2 separate regions of the Homo sapiens genome follow, and region 2 is linked to region 1. Evidence: read pairs that join two places in POLR2A ChIA-PET (ENCODE). Cell type or tissue: Panc1. All regions are shown on one strand. Links, peaks and the distances in the headings refer to the core of each region. The heading gives the core; the rest is flanking DNA. Region 1 overlaps HSD17B2 (hydroxysteroid 17-beta dehydrogenase 2). Region 2 overlaps PLCG2 (phospholipase C gamma 2).

What was found. Peaks named below come from ENCODE experiments on the same cell type or tissue, not always from the same donor. Only the 100,000 strongest peaks of a DNase experiment are listed, where the experiment ranks them.
Region 2: POLR2A ChIA-PET joins it to region 1 with 13 read pairs; 2 of 35 experiments call an interaction of 5 or more read pairs at or near these places.

What each region holds. Positions count from the first base shown.
Region 1 is chr16:82,067,500-82,070,415 of GRCh38, reverse strand. HSD17B2 (hydroxysteroid 17-beta dehydrogenase 2) reads right to left here. Exons shown (of 5, transcript NM_002153.3): 2 at 2,034-2,246. Among named protein-coding and RNA genes, the nearest start is that of HSD17B2-AS1, 2.2 kb to the right of the region's middle. RefSeq lists an enhancer at 1-46. In Panc1, for the core only: no CTCF peak of the experiment used is centred there; no DNase peak of the experiment used is centred there.
Region 2 is chr16:81,803,524-81,806,439 of GRCh38, reverse strand. The region is part of intron 2 of PLCG2 (phospholipase C gamma 2); the gene reads right to left. Among named protein-coding and RNA genes, the nearest start is that of PLCG2, 26 kb to the right of the region's middle. In Panc1, for the core only: no CTCF peak of the experiment used is centred there; no DNase peak of the experiment used is centred there.

The sequences.
Region 1 (2,916 bases), core at 125-2,624:
TGCAAGGAGGGCATTGGGATAGCCGAGGTGGAAGAAGGTGAGGGTCTGTGCTAAGTCGTAGTGCTATGCAGTGGTAGGAAGGGGCTGGAGGGTAACTATCCAGGAGGTGGAATTGACAGGACTTGGATCAGTAGGATACAGGCACTGAGGATAAGCTGAGGGTCTCAGTGACCCGCAGGTTGCTGGCTTGAATGACTGGTTAGGTGGTAGAGCCAGTGTCTGAGCTGTGGGATGCAGGAGAGCAAACCGATTTGCAGAATGGCAGCAGGGGGAAAAAAAACAACATTTGACATGTTGAAGTTGAAGCCTCTGGAGTATAAGGGAAGATGTCTGATAGATAACTTTGTATACGTGGAGAAGAAGGATTAGGTTGGCAATATAGTAATAGATTTGGGAGTTATTGGCGTAAACCAGTGTTTCTTGGCCCTGCGCTAACATTAGCATCACATTGGGAGCTTTATAAACTAATGATGCCTGGGATCCCGTCCTAGAGACTGATTTAATTGGGTCTGGGGGATCTGTTCAGTCACACAGGGCCTGGTGCTTCAGAAGGGTCCTGCACGTGGTTTCAGTCTCTGCTGTCACCAACTAACATTCCTAATAATCTTCCGAAATCAAGCTAGGGGCCCCATGTTTTCATTTTGCATTGGGTCTGCCAAGTTAGTTACATAGCCCATCCTGGACCCCAGCATAGGTAATTTTCAAATGATTCTAATGTGCAGTTGGATTGAGAACTCTTGGTATACGGAGAAAACTGCATGGCCCAGGGCACATAGAGTGCGAAGTCTGCAGATGCAACCCTCAGAAGCATTTGTATTTGTGGGGAGACAGAGGCAAAGTTTCATCCAGGAGAAGTGGAAAGAAAGATTGGAGAGCTAGGAGAGCAATGGGGGCTGGGGACCCCAAAGCCAAGGAGGAGAGTATAAACAACATGCTTAAATACTGCAGGGAAGTTAAAAACTGGGTCTTCCAGCAATCCCATTACCGGGTATACATCCAAAGGAATATAAACCATTCTATTACAAAGATACATTCACACATAGATTCGTTGCAGCCCTAGTCACAAAAGCAAAGACATGGAATCAACCCAAATGCCCATCAATGATAGACTGGATAAAGAAAATGTGGTACATATACACCATGGAATACTATGCAGCCATTAAAAAGAATGAGATCATATCCTTTGCAGGGACATGGGTGGAGCTGGAAGCCATTATCCTCAGCAAACTAAAGCAGGAACAGAAAACCAAACACCACACGTTCTCACTTATAAGTGGGGGCTGAACAGTGAGAACACATGGACGCATGGTGGGGAACAACCCACACTTGGGCCTGGTGGAGGGAGGGGAGGTAGAGCATCAGGAATAATAGCTAATGAATCCTGGGCTCAGTACTTACAGGATGGCTGGATCTGTGCAGCAAACCACCATGGCACATGCTTACCTATGTCACAAACCAGCACATCCTGCACGTGTAACCCAGAATTTAAAATAAAAGTTGAAAACAAAAAAAACCTGGGTCTTCAGGCTAATTCTGATTAGCTTTGCCAGATCAGTTAGGGAGGCAGAGTGAGAGCCAACGGCAAATTGAAGGTGAGGAAGAGAATCACAGAGCTACAGGGTTCCGTGGAGCGTAGCCATGAAGGAAAGAGAAGAGGAAGGGTAATGGGTAAAGAAGGACAGTGACCATGAAGGTATTTTTTTTCGAAGCTGGAGACTCTAATGCATGTTGCTATTGCGGACAGAAAAGCAATGAGCTGGGGCTGGAGGAATTATTCATGGGAGAGTGACTGAGAAGTTGGAGAGAATGAGACTGAGGTTTCTGTAAGTTCTGTGTGGATGGGCCCATGTCTGAGTTACTCCGAAGGTCTTCATGTTGATAGAGGCCCCCACACATGGTAGGGGTTCAGCACAGGTGTGCTTCAGGGCAAACAGTGCCCAGAGTGGAGTGGGGGGGCATGTTCAGCCTAAGCCGGAACAAGAGCTGGGCATTCAGGAGGAGGGTAAAGGCACTGAGGGTGCTGGCGGCAGTACCTCTGTCCTGCAGCATTGCTGCAACCTTGCTGTAAGCATCTTTTATCTGCACTGGCTTCGTGATGTCCATTTGGAGCACCGAGAGGCGCGGAGAGCAGGTTCTTCGCAATTCCTCAGCTCCTGGGCCATTTTCATTCAAAACTCCGGCAAATACCGTGAAGCCCAGCTCATCCAGATACTTGCACAAAGCATGGCCAAGCCCGCAATCACCACCTGCATAGGGTCAGGGGAGTAGGGAGTGAGGTCAAACCAGAGTGACAGGAGAAAATATTTAACAAGGAAAACATATTACGTTGTTTACGATTCTCCATGCTCTCTGAAGAGAGGGGTTCCTGAGGAAGTTTCTTTATGTTCTAAGTGGAGAGGTGGGAGGAGAAGCCAAGCCAGACAGATACATTTCCCCATATAAAGAAAGGGGCATAATATAGAATTAGGGGTTGTGAGTGGGCATAGGTGGAAAGAGAAAGGCATGGGGGAAGGGTAGTCCAGGAGTGGCTGGTGGCCAAAGTAATTGGGAAGGAAAACCAAGGCATCCAATGGAAGTAGCTTCAGTAATCTATAATGTGTAGTGTTTGATGTAACTTCACTCACTCTGTAAAACCTTCAGTCAAACATTCATTACAAACTCATACTTTGGACTCGGTTTTGCCTTTTGGAGACACAGGGCAATAACAGAGGCTGCCCATGGGGGCCAGTTCATGCTGGATTATAAAAAGTTCATGGCCACCTGTGTTTCTCACCCTCCTGGGCCTTTTTCCCTATCCATGGTCTGCCCTGAGCCATGGAATAGACGTCAAGCCTAAAAAGAAAGTTACAACAGAAACCAGATAGAAAGCCCTAATTGCATTGCTCTGTGAAAACAGAGACTAATGTAATACACAAA
Region 2 (2,916 bases), core at 326-2,825, 260 kb after region 1:
CAGCAATCAGATGTCACACCTAAATCTAGGACAGATGGCAAAGCTGGTAGACACACTTCCACATTTTCAGTCTCTGTGGGAAATTAAAGCTACCTGATCACACACACAGGGAGCACCACTATGATGATCATAGTACCTGCCACATGGAGAATGCCTTTGCTGCTTGGGGACCACGGAAGCAGGTAATGCAAAAGGACAAAAGAGGTATAATCTAGATCTGTGCTATCCAATATGGTAGCCACTAGCCACATGTGGCTTTTGAACACTCAGAATTGAATCTGTCTGAATCAAGATGTGTTATAGGTATAAAACACACACTGGATTTTGAAGACACAGACCAAAAACCAGAATCAAATATCTCGTTAATAATTATATTGCATACATGTTGAAATAATAATGCTTTGGATATACTGAGTTAAATAAAATTTATTAATAAAGTTAGTTTCACCTCTTTTTACCTTTATGAATGTGGCAACTAGAAAACTTTAAACTACACACATGACTGCGTACAGTGGCTCACACCTGTAATCCCAGCTACTCAGGAGGCTGAGCTGGGAGGATCACTTGAGCCCAGGAGTTTGATTCACTTCACCCAGAACAAAATCCCATCTCTATTTAAAAAACAAAACAACAATAACAGCAAAAAAAAAAAAAAACAAAAAAAAAAAAAAACAAAACAAAACACTACTCTCATGGCTGGTATTGGTGACTCACACTGTATTTCCATTGCACAGCAGTGGTCCAGAAGCAGCCAGCTTTGGCTACTGCAGGATGGAGACATGGATGGCAAAGCATTGTGAGTGGGGTGGGGGAAGGGGGTGTGAGGCATCTGTTCAGATCTTTCGCCCACTTTTTAATTGGGTTGTTTTCTTATTGTTGAGCTTTTGTTTTTGGTTTTTTTTGTTGTTTTCTTGCGTTTTGTTTTTTTTTTTTTTTTTTCTGAGATGGAGTCTCGCTCTGTTACCCAGGCTGAAGTGCAGTGGTGCAATCTCTGCTCACTGCAAGCTCCACCTCCTGGGTTAACGCCATTCTCCTGCCTCAGCCTCCTGAGTAGCTGGGACTATAGGCACCCGACACCACACCCGGCTAATTTTTTATATTTTTAGTAGAGACAGAGTTTCACCGTGTTAGTCAGGATGGTCTCGATCTCCTGACCTTGTGATCCATCCACCTTGGCCTCCCAAAGTGCTGGGATTACAGGCATGAGCTACCGAGCCTGGCCTTTTATTGTTGAGTTTTAAGAGTTGCCTATTTTGGATATGGGTCCTTTATCAGCTCTTGTTTCATAAATATTTTCCCCTATCTGTGGCTTGTCTTGTTAACCTCTTAACCTAAAGGTTTTCTGGCACATGGTGATTGGGGAAAAGTGTCTGATGTTGTTCCTCTGAAAACTTTGGTAACCTTGGGCAAATCACTGAAGCTCACTGTACTTAGGAGTAAACCAGGCAAAACTCACAGACAGATTGTAATGACTAGACACTACAAATAAATACCCATACACATGATCACATGGATACATGTGAGCTTGTAGTGCCCAGCACAATACTGACACATGGCAGATGCTCAATACTGCTCCCAAGCTTTCAAGAACACTCTCTCATCCTGGTGCCAGCAGCACTTCCCAATGACATTTCTCCAGGTTCCTCTTAGGAGGTAACTGATTGCCAAAGAGGAGGCAGAGGAGCTCAAAGTGGACAGTTAGGAAGAAGCATTTCCAGGGCTCTGGGAAAACGGTCACCAAATATACACTCCCTGGGCTGAGGCGTTAAACCTTGAAATGATGAAAAGTCTGTGCTATGCTTCACCGCAACATTTGGACAAACATCTACTGAGGGAACTAAGACAGGTTACTAACTTCAAAAAATGGTCCTTTTGTGCCACAAAAAAAGCAGAAGTGATGGTTAAAATGTATGATTCTTGACTCAAGCCAAGAAGCACATCCTTGCCAATCAGTGTCCATGCCCATGTGCTGCAAGCTAACATATCCAGAGTTGCCTCATTCATTTACGCCCTAGTCAGCACCAACCCCATGCCAGAAGACAATGCTGGGGCCCAGAAAAGTTGAAAATAGGACACTGTCTACAGAAAGCCAATGTTTAGAAGGAAATTATTACATCAACTATTTAAGATAGAGCAATGAGCAATCAGGAAAATGCAAATCAGAACCACAATGACATAACACTTCACCTCCACTAGGATGGTGATAACCAAAAAGACAGATACTAACATGTGTTGGCGAGGACATGGGGAAGTTGGAGCCCTCATACATTGCTGGTGGGAAAGTAAATGGTGCAACTGCTTTGGCAAACAGTCTTGGCAATTCCTTAAGTGATTAAACAGTTACAGATAACCTAGAATTCCACTCTTAGGCAAAGAGCCAAGAGAAATGGAAACATGTGTTCACACAAAAACTTGTACATGAATGTCCACCGCAGTATTATTCACAATAACCAAAAAGAGTCCAGGCACGGTGGCTCATACCTGTAATCCCAGCACTCTGGGAGGCAAGGCAGGTGGATCACTTGAGGCCAGGAGTTCAAGACTAGCTTGGCCAACATAGTGAAACCCTGTCTGTATTAAAAATACAAAACTTAGCCAGGTGTGGTGGTACACGCCTGTAATCCCAGCCACTCAGGAGGCTGAGGCACGAGAATCACTTGAATCCAGGAGGTAGAGGATGCAGTGAACCAAAATCGCACCACTGCCCTCCGGCCTGACCGACACAGTGAGACTGTAGAGAGTAAAGAAAGAAAGAAAAGGAAGGAAGGAAGGAAGGGAGGGAGGGAGGGAGGGAGGGAGGGAGGGAAGAAGAAAAGAAAGGAAAAGAAAAGAAAAGAAAAGGAGAAAAGAAAAGAAAGGAAAGGAAAGGAAAGGAAAGGAAGGAAAGAAAGGAAAGAAAGAAAAGAAAGAAAGGAA